Regions from separate parts of the Mus musculus genome. Here region 2 is linked to region 1. The links are chromatin loops, found by intact Hi-C in ENCODE. Cell type or tissue: left cerebral cortex. All regions are shown on one strand.

Region 1 (8,000 bases):
TATGCAATGCGTGTCCAGGGCTCAGTACGCGCAAAGACTCAGCCCCCAGTTTCAAGCCCAGCTCTTCCTCCTGCTAAAATGTATCACTAAGCAATGACAGCCCAGAGATTCAGTTTCAATTTTGGTTAAATGGAGAGAAGAATACCCAGCTTGCTATTGGAAATAGTCTGTCCCAAGGGCTTAACACAGTACCAGGCACATGGCTGGCAACCACTGGCCTATGGTGATTAGCACTAAACACAGCGACCAAGTGCTTTCTCTGTACAGAAGTAGTTTCCCTGTGTGGAGAGTGTCAATACATCAGGAATGTTTGAGAGCTCTAGGTTGGAGGTTGAAATAACTGATTTTGGCCAGCTTAGGACAGTAATCTATTATTGGAACTGATATTCCCTGCTGGCCCACGGGTCCAGAAGTCTCTCTATTTGAATTAGTTTGTGTTTGCCCAATGTGTACCTACAGTCATAACTGTGTGTGTGCATGTGCATGTACGAGAGAGAGAGACAGAGACACAGAGACAGAGACACAGAGAGGCAGAGACAAAGACACACAGGGAGAATTCTAGCTGTGCATATGAGAGAGAAGTAGAAAAATCTAGTTGCATATGTGTGCATGTCTGTGTGAGAGAGAATATTCTAGCTGTGTGTGAGAAACATTCTAGTTGTGTCTGTCTGTCTGTCTGTCTGTCTGTCTGTCTGTCTGTGTCTCTACAGGGAACTATACCCTACTCTGTGATGCATCAGTTACCACGCACGAGGACATTCCATTTGGCAGCACAGATTCTATATGACCAGGTACGCGTTGACTTCAGCTCCCGGCCCTGGTCTTCATTCAAGCAGTATTCCCCTTGACTGAACACTGTCATGCCTGGGCTAGAGGGAGAGTTTATCAATAAGGTCCTGAGTGTTGATGATTCTTCTCAACAATGGAGGGTGGCCAGGCTTGGGGTCAGGGGTTTGATAGCACGTGACCAGCATCCTGGCCAGGATGCTCCTTCCACAAACAATTTTCGTAAGCACCCAGAATGTGGCCTAACCCTACTAGGCTTGCTTTCCAGGAGTTTTGTGTCCTTTTTTTCCTCTTAAAAAAATGATTTGTCTTATTTTTTAAATCTCTAAGTATGTGTGTCTATATGAATATATGTTATGAGTATATGAGGGTGCCTGAGGAGACCAGAGGAGAGAGTCAGGCCCCTGGAGCCATGGTTATAGGCTTCTGTGAGCAGCCTGGTGTGGGTGCTGGATCTGAGCTCGGATCTTCTGTCAGAGCAGCCAGCACTCTTCACTGCTGAGCCATCTCTCTAGACCGTTTCGTGCCTTTTCAAAGGCCTTTTCTCATCCCAACAGAAATCTCTTTCTGTTTCTTTTGCCAAACTGTCTCGGTAACCCCTCTCTCTGATCTGTACAGCCAGATCAGCTTTCGGTAGCAAGTACCTAGTAGGGCTGTGTCTGTGACGAGCCTACTGCCAACCAGCAGGACTTATAACAGCAGGAAAATCAGAGGCAAGCTACCTCAAAGTAGGAAAAACCCAACAGATGCCCATGCTGAGGGCAGGGTGGATAGGGGGTAAGAGATCAGTTTGGTCTCTCTGAGGGTCTGGTCTTGAGACTCAGTCCCACCTTAGTAAAGATTAGTGAAGTGAATCTGGTTCTGCGATCACTGAAGAATGCAAAAACTATCTCGGGACACTTCCCATCCACCCATGTGGGGAACTATCTGATAAAAAGGCAGAACACAAGGATATAGAGATGGCTTCAAGGTTAAGAGCTCTTTCTGCTCTGGCAGAGTCCCCAGGACAGGTGCTCACAACCACCTGTAACTCCGGCCAGCACCAGGGGACCCAAGGGATTCTTCTGTACTGTGAGGCCACCGTACTCACGTGTGCACAGGCTCACACAGCGACACATACACATATACATAATTTAAAAGTGAAGGTTTATGTATTTGAGGAGAAGGCTCTGCTGCTTTTGCAGAGCGCATGGGGTTGGTTCTCTTCACCCATGTAGTGGCTCACAACTGACGGCAACTCCAGTTCCAGGAGATCTGGCGCTCTCTGCTGCAGGCACACGCATGGTACATGCACTCAAAGACCTTGTACACATAAAATGTAATACATAAAAATCTTTTGAAAACACCTTGGAAAACTACAGGCAGCTTCTGGGCCCTCTTGTAGCTGGTGTTCCCACAGGCACTAAGTGGAGAGCTAGGCTTGTCTCTCCATCTACCTAGAAGCCGCCCAAGCCCTGGGAGGTTATCCCACACTACTAGTAGGGATAGGCCAGAGCCAATACTTCAGACAAGGATTTCACGTTTCAGACCTTACGCGGTCCCACACATCTGCACTTTGTCTGAAGCTACAGAATCATGTCTGGCACAGCTGGTCCACCCCTCCATGGCTGAATTCTTCTTTAACCTTCTAACTGGCTGTCAGAGTGTCTAGAAGTCTCCTCAGGGGCACAGCACTGTGTGCAATCCCTAGGGACTTCTTGGCTTACCCTGTTCCTTCATTTCCAGACCAATCCTCCTGCACAGCCAGGTCCCCTCCCCATCTGTAACAGCCAGGGCCTCTAGGCTGTCTGGCCAGGGAGCTTGGTATCTGGGATGGCATGGGAAGACAGGAAGTCCCTTTCTGTTCCTGAGCTATCTAGTGCTAGCCATTGGGTCCTTTATAAACTCCCTCCTGAGTTATACACTACTTATTGTTGTTATTGCTATTGATCCACCCTCTAAACAGCAGAGGTCCCAGGGCTCAATTTAAACCATCAGTTACATCAATAATTCCTTTATTTGTAAGGTTGTTACATCTGACACTCTTTGGATGCCTTTCAAGACCTAAGAGGAAAGTCAGCACTCTTCTCTTAGGAGAACCGAGGCACACAGAGATGTGGAGGTTGGCCAAAGTCCCCAGAATGGAACTAGCTACAGGCTCCTGATACATCGCTAGCTTATTCAATTCCTGGTCTGCCATTTCCCCTCCACTGGGCTAAAGGATGCTCTGAGTTCTGCTGAGCCTCTGGGGCTGTTCACAGGCTTACTATATCCCACAAAAGCAGGGTTCCCTCTACAGGAAACTATAGGCCTTCTTTTTGCCCCCAGGTCCTGGCAGTCCTCAGTCCTGCCTTCTGCTCTCTGTGTCCCAGCCTCAAAGCACAGGCAATAAAGAGTTCCGCCTTTGTCTCCGCCCCACCCCCAGGTGCAGAGATCTGTTTTGCAAAAACTGAGAAGACTCTTTTCTGTAAATGGAGGGGTGGGGCTGGGGGTGGATGTAACATCACAGATGCTTGCTTTTGCCATTCTGAGAATATTGGCAGGAGAAGGAGAGTTAAGGTGGTACGTGGGTACCCGAGTTTCCTTATATGCACAGAACAACATGTCTTCCGGTGGGGGCACAGTAACCTCTTGTGGGAGCCAGTGGGAAACAGGTTCTCTTTTCCCCAGGCCCACAGGCCGGCAGCAGCGGTACCATCCGGGCCCTTCTGTTGTGGGGTAGAAGCGGATGGCGAATGTGGGCAGTGTTCGTGCCGTTGTTCAGCTCCAAGAGTGTTTATAGTAGCAAGCTCCAGGATGGCCTCCACAGGGAATGACAAGTGCCACGTATATGTCTCTTCCCTAGAATGTCACCTCTCTCTTCCTGGGTCTGGTGTGTTTGGGGCTCTGATACCCCTTTCTAGGGTCCTCTCTTCTGTGCCTCACCTTTCGACATCACAGTAAGGTTCGCCTGTTGTAGAAATGAGCACGCATCAAACCCATCTTTGTAATCCTCCAGCCTCATACAACGGGCCACATTTGCAAGGTGGGGTGGCCCACCCCCTATTTCATCTTGACGGTCAGTGGGGAGCAGGGACAGATGCAGCTGATGGATGGGAAGTTTAGAAAACGAAGTCTTGCAGGTCGATAGAATATACAAGCGATGTATCATGTGAGCGCCTCTTGTCTGTGCCACAGTAAATCAAAAGTTATGAATGGTAGGTTTCTGCAGTACAGGACCCAAGCTGCTCCTGGGGCCAAGGGCTGGCCTTGTGATCCCTCTTTCACAGTCCGAGCACTTATTTTCTACTTCAGTAGACCTAAAAATAAACCTCGATACTGATTTTATTTTTTTTTTAGTATCTCTGCTATCCACCCCAAGTCTTTCCCTCTTTAATTTCCATCCTGTGGGCACTTGGCATCCATGTGTCCCTTGTAAGGAGCAATGTATTGCAAGATAAGCTGCCTTGGTGGCTCAGCCCATGCAAGGCCCTTCCCGTGGGCTGTGTTACTGTGATATTAACAAGGTCAGATCTGCTGCTGTGTGAACACCTCAGCGCCTCTGAAATGATTATCTCTGAGCCCCCTTCTACCTGGGTCAAAACGGTGCTCAGAGCAGATGCTGGCACACAGGGCTGGATGGAGTCAGTCTCAGGGTTGAGCCTCAGCTCAGTAGCCTCTGTGTCACCCCACTCCCCCAGCCCGCATCCTCCAGCTCTCATTGGAATCCTTGTGTCCTGCTCCTCCGCAGCCCTTTCACTTGGGGGCTATGTTCTCTCCACGGTCCCTGTTCCTGGAGGCGGAGTAGGAGTCCTTCTGGCTCCTGCTGCTCATCTTCTTGCCAATAGCCATCCCTCCTCTTGAAAAACAACCCAAGTAGAATCTCTAGTCAGAAGCTCCTGGCTGCAACGATCTACCCACCGCAGGCCTCTCTCCTCTTCCCTTAAACATTCTGGCCTCTGGATCATGGGGACTCTTCCCAATTCTTTCCTGCATTATTAGCAAAACGTCTTCGAACCCCCTGGCACCTAAAGTTCCTTACCTGAGCTGGTCTGGTCTTCTGTCTTCCTCTGGCCACTACTGAAAGGGCTTGCCTCAGACCTTGTCATTGCCAGCAATTTCTATCATTCTACAACCCTATCTCAAGACTCCATACCCCATCACAAGACCTCACACCTTGGCCTTAACACATTCCCTCATCTCAAGACCCTATGTTCCATTTCAAAATTCCACATCCTATCTCAATACTCTATACCCTGCCTCAAGACTTCCCACTGTGTCTCAAGCTTCCACGCGTTATGTCAAGACCCCATACCCTGTCTTAATATGCAGCATTCTGTCTCACTAACATACATCCCCACACTTAAGATCCCCATCTTAAGATCCCCACACTGTCTCAAGAGCCCACACCTTGCCTCATCCCTTACCTCAAAAACATCCACTTTGTCTCAAGACCCCACACCTCATCTAAAAGTTCCACACCTCATCCCAAGACCACATTTCAGAACCTGACGTCCTCCTGTCTCAGACGCCATGCCTCATCTCAAGGCCTAATACCCTGTCTCAAGGTCCCACACTCTGTCTCAAAACTCCACACCCCTTTTCAAGATCCCATTCCATCTCAAGGCCCTACACCTTACCTCAAAACTAGACATCCTAGCCAGACCCCTTACCTTAAGATCCTTAATCTTAAGACCCCCAGACTTTATCAAGACCCCATATCTTATCTCATGCCCTGCCTTAAGACACTACATTCTACCTCTAGACCCCAGGCAATATCTCAAGACCCCAAATCCATCTCAAGAGCCCCACATCTAGGGGTTTTAGTTTGCACCTCATGTATCACCTCCTGGGTATACTGGAGTCACCCTTCCCTACCTCTGCTCTTCCTCTTGCCAGCCCTCCACCTAACTCAGGTGCTGTTCCTTGATCAGCCATTGCCATGTCCTCAGCAAATACACATCTGCCACTCCTGTGCCTCTGTCACCCCAACCAATCTGGCAGCAGCTAAATCCACCCTTGCCTCTCTGAGATGGCACACCTCAGCCAGCATCACACAGCTGTGGAAACATCCTCAAAGTATGTGAAAACATTCTCTGGTCAGCTTGCTTTGAGTTTATGATCCCTGAACTTGGGTGGGTGTTGCTAGCTGCTGTATCATCCATCATTTCTGTGGTCCAGTCACCCTCCCCTCTCTTAGATGAGGGATCACACCTTCCCCCTCTCTTCTGCAGCCTTCAAGTCCTCCCTTCTATGTCCTTGTATTTCCTGATAACCTTGCTTTCTAGTCACTGAACAAATGGGGACAAAGACAACTTCCACAAACTCCCACAGCTGCCCTCCTGCCTGTGTCTTTTTCTAACTCTTCCATCTTCCAGTTCTGTGGACAAACTGTATCTGCTTCCAGCCAAGGGCGGAAGCATTTTCAGACCCCACCAATTCCAGCACCCCACCCCCCAACTCAGGGACATTGATGGTACTCTCCCTGTCATGCCTCTATCATCTCTTATTTACTCATCCCTATCAGCATCTAAGCCTGCTGTTTTTGTTCCTGTCTTTAAAGGAGGGACTAGGACCTTCCAGGCCCATTTACCCCCTCTAGCTATTTATAGCAAGTCTCTTTGGAAGAGTTGTCTCCTGTTCTTTTCCTCTTATTCTTTTCCAGGTCATTTAGGGTCTATGGTTCTCGCTCTGTGGTCTGGGACACCACTGTTCTCTGTTGCATTCAGTCAGTAGTGACTTCAGGCCATCTTACTTGGCCTAGCTATAGCACATGGCACTACTGACGATATCATTCCTTCACAAAAGTTGAAGATCCCACTGGCTCCTGGACATCCTCTTTTCTTACTGGTATCTCCTGCCTTCCTAATTGCTTCCTCTTCATCTCACCAGCACCTTGACCTTGCAGGCCTCCAGGACCTGTGGAACTTATGAAGCTTTTTCTTCTGAATGGAAACATTCCATCTTAAGGAAGCTACCTAATACTCAGAAGTAACATAAGACTTACAAGGCTCAGGAAGAAAATAAAACTCAAAAGTCTCAGGAAACTCCTGAAACTTATAAGACTGGTACCGCCCCCCCCCTCCCAACCCCTGATTATATAAACAGTAGCAATTGCTAGGGAGAGGAGACTTTCTGATAAGCTGAGATGCTTATAGAGTAGGCAGGGGACTTTGGAGCAACTTTGTTGAGTTGTTGCTGGTGCTGGGGTTGGCTTTCCCATGATGCAACTGACTTTTGAGACACCCATTCTTCTGTAAGTAACCCAACAAACAAGCAATCAAGCAAACAAACAAACAAACACAGAAATAAACAAACAACAACAACAAAAACTTTAACAAAAAACATACTAGAATGGAATCATTCCTTTGGTCTGTGATGGGTGCCTGTGTTCATCTTCCTTGGCTTGGCTGAGTGCTTCTCCAGGCCATCTTTGGGAGACTGTCCCTGTAGGTCCAGCTTCCTTGTGGGAAAAATCACCATGGAGCCAGTACCTGGCCAATAGACTGCAGGCCGGGGGCCCTGGAATAGCTTTGCTCTTCTATGGTGACCACTGCTACTTCCACTCTCCTTCCCCTTCTGTCGGGCCAGAGGATAAGCAGCTGTCTAGGACCATGGACAGTAAGCCGCATGTTAAATGACAAGAGTGGAGAGATGCCAAGAAGTGGAGACATCAACAACATCATGAAGTCTGTAGCTCTAGCCTCTGGATTCTGGCGATGTGGAGTCAATAGAGATTCCCTTTCTTCCCCAAACCTTCCTCACTCACCCTTCCTCAGTGTTTTGTGATTATTAACCCAATGGAGACAACTCAGTGGTGATGGCCCCCAGAGACAACATAGTGTGCTGACTTGGGCAGATTGCTTCCAGCCTCTATCTGGACCACCTGCTTCTGCCCTTCTTCACCTGCTGATAGGAAATTTCTTTCACATCCTCCATGAAAGATGCTGCTCATGCTGGCCTGATCCCTTCCATCCTGAATGTAACTGGAGCATGGATGCCTACTGTCCTTATTGAGTCTGGTGTGACAGCTCGACTGTGGGCTGGTGCATTTACTCGTCTGCTCTCTACGCATTCCATATCCACACACCTGGAGCCCAGCAGTACCTTAGGTGTCCCAGGTAATCGACAATCTTCTGGCTATCATATTTTGGTTGAAATATGTACCCGCCCAACAGTCTGAGCCATGAATTTTCTCTGGTAAAAATCCCCCTGCCCATGTCACTTACTCTTTGTTCTGCTCCTGCTAATAGAAC
Region 2 (8,000 bases), 150 kb before region 1:
ACATTGGGGAGGTGTTCACCCACATAGCTGGGTGTTCCACTGGCATTATCCTGAGTAGACCAGGCATGATGCATGGACCTTGTATAAACTTCAGGGTCTAGGACACTCTAATTGTGGTAGTACTACAGTTTTGGAAGATGCTTCTACACCAGGGGCTAGTTGCCTAAGGCATGGCCACTTTACAGGTATTTCACATCCGAGAAGGGTAGCCCAGGTGGAACAACTCTCAACATATAGAACCACACGTGTCTGCCTGCCAGCTCTTTGGGGTTGTCTGAGGGGGGCTGTCTTTGTGTTTGCTCTTAGTGGATACATGGGAATCTGACTTCCATTACTCAATTTCCCTGAGTCTCAGTTGTCTAATCTGGGAAGGGGGATGGCAGTTCTCTCCCCCTCAGGCTGATATAGCAAAATACCCGAGGCAAAGAAGCTTGCCAACAGCAGAGGTTTACTTCTTACAATCCTTGAGGCTGCCAAGCACAAGTTCAAGGTACCAGTAAGTTTAACATATGACGAAGGCTCATTCCAGAGGTTCCAGATAGCCATTACCTTGCTATAGGATCGCATGGTGAAAGGGTAGGCAGCTCTATAGTTTTTTTGTTTTTAATTAGTATTATTATTAGTGCTGCTGCTACTGGTGGTGATGGCAGTGGTGGTGGTTATGGTGATGTATGTACATGCGCACGGGTGTGCATGCATGTGTGCATGTGAGTGCGTGAACATGTGCGGGTTTGTGTGTGTGTGTGTGTGTGTGTGTGTGTACATGTCAAGATACAAGTGTGGCTGGACGTTAGAGAACAACTCTATGGACTTAGTTCTCTCTTTCTACCTTTATGTGGGTCTGGGGAGTCGAACTTGGATCACAAGGTTGTGCAGCAAACACCCTTGCCCACTGAGCCACCTTGGCAGCTCTACTGTGGTTTTTATAAGGACACTGATGCAATCCTGTCTATGAAAGCACACACTCATGACTGAGCCATCTTCCAAAGGCCTCAGGTTCTAATCCCATCCCACTGGAAATCTGATTCTGAGGAACCTGGGGGCCCCCCTCAGGTCTTAGCAGGTGAGAGTAAATACTCAGTACCCCTCTTTCCTGCTAGTGTTCTTGTCCTGCCACCCCTTGACATCTATCCCCCTGGGACTGTCCATGTCCTGCCTTTTGCTTTGAAGTACTTCCCTGGCATGGGGTGTAGACTTCTTCCTGTTGAATGTTGCCTTCTTTTTGGATAGGGCCTCGCTCTCTTTTTTTATACACCCTCCTCTTCACTCTCAGATATCCCAACCTGACTCTCTGGGTCTTCTCCTGATAGCAGCTTTTTGGAAAGCTTTGCATGTTAAAACAAAGCCATCCAAAGTCAGAGTGAGCCATGCCTATGGCCACACTAACAGACCCACTGTCATGAGAGAGTTGAGTTCAGCTGTTAGATCCAGAAGCATGGCCAGGTTTCCCAGGCTGAGAAGCTATGGTGTCTGTCTCCTCGGCCAGCTTAGCCCAGCCCTCTACAGAACTGGATAAGGCTCCTTGCGTGCAGCAGACTGTGAGGCCCATCACTGTCAGACAGCAGTTTGCAACCCACCTTCTGAGGTGTTGAGGAAACTCTAGCTGCATCACCTACCCACCTGCCGTGACGTGCATGCCGCTGCCATATGCCAGCATTGCACGTGTGGGTGTGGGTGCCAATGTGGCTCCTCCTCAGTGTTCTAGGTGGATGATTGTGGTGCCTGCAGGGCGGCTAGACAGTCAGTGTGAGCTGAGTGCTCCTCCCCGACAAGGAAGGCAGCAGGGTCTTCACGTGCTTGGCCGGGACTCTACCAGCTGCTGAACATCTGCAGGGCCGATCAGACATGGGGCACCCTCGTCTGAGACAATATAGTTAGGAAGACACTAGGTTGGCATGGGTGCAGAGGGTTCAGGGAGGCTGGGCAAGAGGAATAACCCTTTAAGGAGACTTCCCAGGTGTCCATCTGGTCAGACCTACAGCTACCCTGCTGGAAGCACCGACAGTTCTTGGACAGACAGCAAAGCAGGATGCTTAAGGGATCATTCCAGCAGGCTGAGCCCTGTGCTGAGGCAGGGTGATGCAGATTTATGCTCATACATGAATTCTACACATTCCACTAGTGACTGCCTCTTTCAGGCAGTGTGGTGGGTGGCTGCAGAGTCTGACAGACTGTCTGTGAGATGGAGGGCCCATCTGGGTAACCAGGGCATCACTAGAATGAGCTGGAATACAGAGCAGAGCCAAGGATACAGGCCTGGACTCATAAGTCTGGCTGGGTCACCTGGTGCCCAGTATCTGATCACTTTCTGTTCCAACATTTCTGAAATGAAGCTGGGCCCTTGGTGTATTTTCTGCTTAGCCGACTCCACAGGCCTGTGCCCCTTGTCTATCTTCTTGTCCTCCCTCACTCCACCAAGCCGTTTTGCCTCCTGGCTGGCAAACCATCCTCTGATCATAGCCTCCTGCTTTGAGAGTGGCCACCTAGGGCCGTTACTCTTGAAGGCCATGCTCAATCCCGACAATGCTGGCAGGGTTCTGACCTGGGACTGTCCCCCGCCCCAACCACAAGCATCCGTCACTCTAACCTCAGCCTCCTGCTGACTTAGAGAATCTGTCATGTCTGTACTCCAGTCTGGCCTTGTCATTTTTCAGAGAAAGCCACGGAGGCCAGAGTAGGAGAGTGATTTGCCCGCGGCTCCAAAGCTGTCACAGAGTGGCAGAAATGGCTTTACCCTGAGACTCCTGGGTCTCAACATGGCAAGCTGGCCCTTGGCATACTTTGTGCCTCCTTACCCAGTCCTTCAGGATGTACTCAATAGAACATTGTTCCCTTCTAGAATAGAAGAATGGGGACGGTGGAGGGGCTGAGAGGCAGTTCCTTTTTCAAATGGGCAAGACAAGTCCCATTCTATCCACTTGCCCCAGCTGTGGTAGTGCCAACCTCTGCCATCACCTTATGCCAAATGCCCAGAGATGACCACCACAGCAGTCTCCAGGGAGGCAGCAGGGTGCAGGTGCTGTTGGAGCATAGGTTCTGTGCCTGGACACGCTGTGGGTGTGGGGACAGCCAAGTTCAGAGGCCAGTGCCCTCTGAAGAGACTGCACCTCTTCCCTTGCCTGACTCAAGGGCCAAGAGCTTCCAGTGCCACAGCTGCTGCCCTGCCGGGACTGCCACCGCTGATTGCAGTGTGCCCCATTCATTCCATTTTTAACAGCCCTGCTCAGCCTAGGATGCCTGAGTTGATCCAGAGGCGGACCCAGCTTTTGATTGCAGTGCTAAAAATACTAGAAAGGCATCTGATGAGAGCCTAGGGCTCGGCCTCCCCTTCACCCAGACCCTCTGCTCTTTGCTGCCTTCCTGCAGAGTGGGTTGGGGGACCCTGGAGGCTAGGGAGAAGGTAAACCCATTATGTCAATGCTCTTTGCAAGCAGCAAGGGCAAAAGCAGAAGGGCTGTCCACGTATTTGGGGATTTGATGGCACAAGGGTCTTTCTAAAGGCCCTATTTTCTGAAGGCTTCTATTTCTTAAAAAAAAAAAAAAACCAAACTATATATGTATCTATCTATGTATCTTTCTATGTATCTATCTATGTATCTATGTATGTATGTATCTATGCAACTATGTACCTATGTATCTATGTGTCTTGGTCAGGGTTTCTATTCCTGCACAAACATCATGACCAAGAAGCAGTTGGGAGGAAAGGGTTTATTCAGCTTACATTTCCACATTGCTGTTCATCACTAAGGAAGTCAGGCCTGGAACTCAAGCAGGTCAGGAAGAAGGAACTGCTACAGAGGCCATGGAGAGATGTTCTTTACTGGCTTGCTTCCACTGGCTTGCTCAGCCTGCTCTCTTATAGAACCCAAGACTACCGGCCTAGTGATGGTCCCACCCACAAGGGGCCCTTCCCCCCTTGATCACTAATTGAGAAAATGCCTTACAGCTGGATTTTGTAGAGGCATTTCTCCCAACTGAAGCTCCTTTCTCTGTGATAACTCCAGCCACAAAACTAGCCAGTACACTATGTATCTATCTATCTATCTATCTATCTATCTATCTATCTATCTATCTATCTATCTATCTATCTATCTATCTATGTACCTACCTACGTATGTATGTATGTATGTATGTATGTATGTATGTATGTATCTATCTATCTATCTATCTATCTATCTATCTATCTATCTATCTATCTATCTATCGATGTATCTATCTACCAGTCAACCTATCTATCGATGTATGTATCTATGTATCTATCTGACTGTCTGACTGTCTGTTTGATCTATCTAATGTGAGTGTGTACATGGGAGAGGCTGACATTATGGGTTTCCCCTGTTGTTATCTACCTTGCTTTTTGAGATGATTTCTCTCACTGATCCTAGAGCTCACTGATTTGGCTAGAATGGCTGGCCAGCAGGCTTCAGCATTCCCTGTTTCTTCCTTCCCAGCGTAGGGATCACAGGTATGCTTGGCTTTTTATGTGGTGCTGTGGATCCAAACTCACATTTATGCACCAGACACTTTACACCTGAGCCATCACCCCAGCCCCAAGCCCTGTGTTTTGTTTTGTTTTGGTTTGGTTTGTTTTTCTCTTGAGACAGGGTCTCATGTAGTTCAAGGTGGCTTAGAACTTGACTGCGGATAACCTTGAACCTCTGATTCTCCCTGCCTCCACTTACCAAGTGCTGGGATTACAGAAATGCCACCATGGCTAGCTCGTTCCTGATGCTTGAATGCCCAGCTGTTAAGTCACTCCCGGAGCTGTCAGGTTGTCAGCCTTTTTGACATGGGGGAAACTGAGAGCAAGTTTGGAAAAAAGGAAATTTTCCATTAACGACAGCCCAAGTCTCCTGGGTTCTTGGTGTTTCATCCCTCTATCTCTTTGTTTAGTGTATTCAACCTGCAGCCTGACTGTGGACACATCTGGTCAAGGGCAACTATAAATATGACCCAACACAAAGTTGTAAAAATACTTGAAATATTATGTGACTTTTTTCCCCACAATGTTTTTTAGTAGCTCAATTGTACTTGACTGAACTTTGTGGATGACAACATCCTATCACACTGTTAAAAGGTGTATCTTGCCTTTTCTCCTGCCTGCTGTATCTGCCCCCTGTTGACTATGAGAGCCCTTTCCTTCCTGTCCTTTAGAGAGTCAGAAACAGCCAGTTGGAGTACCTTAGAGCACTACTTGTCCTGAGGTCCTTTTTTGGTCTTCCCAGGAGATCCTGACCCTTAACCTAAGAAAGGCTTGTGATGCTCTATGTACCTGGACATCCCTGTGAGCTCCCAAGGACCAACCTGAGTTGGTTTCCAATGGGGGCTGGGGCTGGAGAAAGAGCTCATTTGACATTGAGTAGAGGAATGAATAATACAGGGTCTGTCTGCTCTGGACTCTCATCTGCACACCACACAGTTGCTATGTAGGCTCACAAGGATACAGTTACCTCTGTCCTTCCTCCTCCCTTGGGGTTCACACACAAGCCACTGGACATGCCAGCCTAGGGCAGAAGGACTCCCTTTCTGTCCCCCCCCCCATCCCCTGCTTGCATGGAAGCAGCTGCCTTCCTGGGGTCACAGCTTTTCGTGTTGGTAACCTCAGCCCCGGGAGAGTAAGAAGGAGAGATGCAGGTTAGCAGTTGGCCCAAGAGCTAATTTTGCCACATCATTTCCCCAGGTGTCCTGTGCACAATAGGATGGGGCACCAATGTGATACTCCTACCCCAAGATTGTCCCAGAGGCAAACAGGCCATGCTGTATCCCTCTTTGTATTTCTCCCTTAGGCAGGGAACATGTGGCTGCCCAGGACATAGCCTGTCAATTCTGCCCCAGGATAAGGAGGAGGTTTCCTCTGAAGACTCAAGAAGGCCTTAAAGGTGGGGGGGGGGGGGAGCACAGGACATGCCCCTTCCCGTGTCTGTTTCGCTGAGGTCATGCAGGTCCCCTCCCCTGCTCTCTGGCTCTGTTTTCCTACCTTGCTTTACAGATCCTCTTCTTTTGCTAGCTCATCAACACATGCTCCTAAAATAACATCTCCAGCCTGCCCCAGTCACCCTGAGTGCCCAACCCCAGCCCCAGCCTCAGCCTCAGCCTTAGCCTTAGCCTCAGCCTCACCCTCATTACCACAAGGATTCCCTGGGTCTGAGTTCCAGAATAGAAAACTTCTTCTTTTTAAAAAGACTTATTTATTTTACTTTATGTATATGAGTACACTGTAGCTGTAGATGGTTGTGAGCCTTCATGTGGTTGCTGGGAATTGAATCTAAGATCTCTGCTCACTCAGGTCAATCCCACTTGCTTTGGTAAATAAGTACACTGTAGCTGTCTTCAGATGCACCAGAAGAGGGAGTCAGATCTCATTACGGATGGTTGTGAGCCACCATGTGGTTGCTGGGATTTGAACTCAGGACCTTCAGAAGAGCAGTCAGTGCTCTTAACCACTGAACCATCTCTCCAGCTCCCCAAAATGGCAAACTTCTAAGAGAAGGTATCTGATTAACTCTCTCCTGCTGGGACAGGGGAACACTTTGGACCCAATTGTCCTAGGCCAAGGATAATCTTGAATTTCTGCTGCCCCTGCTTCCAATCTCCCTCCCTAGTGCTGAGATTACAGGCATGGGCTACCCTGCCCTATCTTTTAAGAAAATTATTTATTTGATTATGTAGTGTGTTAGAGTTTTGCCTGCATGTATGCCTGTATACCACATGTGTGCCTGCTATCACCTGAGGTCAGAAGAGGGCATTTGATTCCCTGGGTCTGGAGTCACAGATAGTTGTGAGCTGTCACATGGGTACTGGGACTTGAACCCAGATCTTCTATAAGAGTAGCTAGTACTCTTAACCAGTGAGCCCCATCCCTCTAGCCCTGCTTTATGTGATGTTGGGATTGAACCTAGAGCTTCCTGTATGCTAGGACAAGCAGTTTATCAACAGTAGCTCTTAATTACTTCTTAAGCCACCCTAACCCATTAATCCTGTTACAAAAATCATCCCGTGTCAGCATGAGTTCTTAGAAAACGAACATTCAGAGCACAGCATCACCCCCTTTCCAGCCCCTGACTACTGACCAGCTCCTGGAACCCATGCTGGGTAGACATGGAGGCCCTGCGTCTCCAGCCCCTCACTAGTAGGGGGAGTAACCTTAAACTGGGGTATAAGTGCCCAGCTCTTCCCTTCTCCATACTCAGGTTGCCCTTCCACCCTGTCTTTCTCTTCCTTCCATCTTATTTACTATTTTTCTGGAGGCCCCAAGTTGCCAGATTAGGGTACCTGAATTGTTCTGTGATGGGGGCAGGAGTCAGGGACCCTGCCTTGTGTGATAAGACCTCCTCTAGGGTGGGAGGGCTCCCAGCAAGTTGGCCCTTGTCTGTAGATACTCTCTTGGCTCTGTGCCCTGCTCACTCTACCCCTTTGATGGTGCTTAATCTTTTTAGTGGAGGCTAGTTCTCCTTTGAGTTCAGGCTGGATGTCAAGACTCATTTTTTTTAAAAAAAATTTCAACTATGCATATGTGTGTGGACTGATTGTGAGTTTGTACAAGGTCATGAAGGTGCACCACGGAGGCCAGAGGTGGTGGGTAAACTAGGAATTGGAGTTACAGGTAGTTTGAGAGCTTCCTGATATGGGAGCTGGGAATAGAACTCTGGTCCTCTGCCAGAGCAGTGAGTGCTCTTTTATTTATTGATTTATTTTTCCATTTTTTATTAGGTATTTAGCTCATTTTCATTTCCAATGCTATACCAAAAGTCCCCCATACCCACCCACCCCCACTTCCCTACCCACCCACTCCCCCTTTTTGGCCCTGGCGTTCCCCTGTACTGGGGCATATAAAGTTTGCGTGTCTAATGGGCCTCTCTTTCCAGTGATGGCCGACTAGGCCATCTTTTGATACATATGCAGCTAGAGTCAAGAGCTCCGGGGTACTGGTTAGTTCATAATGTTGTTCCACCTATAGGGTTGCAGATCTCTTTAGCTCCTTGGGTACTTTCTCTAGCTCC

Evidence for each region. Peaks named below come from ENCODE experiments on the same cell type or tissue, not always from the same donor. Only the 100,000 strongest peaks of a DNase experiment are listed, where the experiment ranks them.
Region 2: a loop joins it to region 1, with 8 times the contacts of the local background. A loop is called at or near these places in 2 of 42 quality-filtered maps.

What each region holds. Positions count from the first base shown.
Region 1 is chr9:43,532,690-43,540,689 of GRCm38, reverse strand. No RefSeq gene overlaps it. Among named protein-coding and RNA genes, the nearest start is that of Gm36855, 16 kb to the right of the region's middle. In left cerebral cortex, no CTCF peak of the experiment used is centred here; DNase peaks (open chromatin) are centred at 3,361, 3,921 and 4,542; H3K27ac peaks cover 2,012 bases.
Region 2 is chr9:43,686,356-43,694,355 of GRCm38, reverse strand. No RefSeq gene overlaps it. Among named protein-coding and RNA genes, the nearest start is that of Gm29961, 45 kb to the right of the region's middle. In left cerebral cortex, no CTCF peak of the experiment used is centred here; DNase peaks (open chromatin) are centred at 1,635, 2,143 and 3,177; H3K27ac peaks cover 286 bases.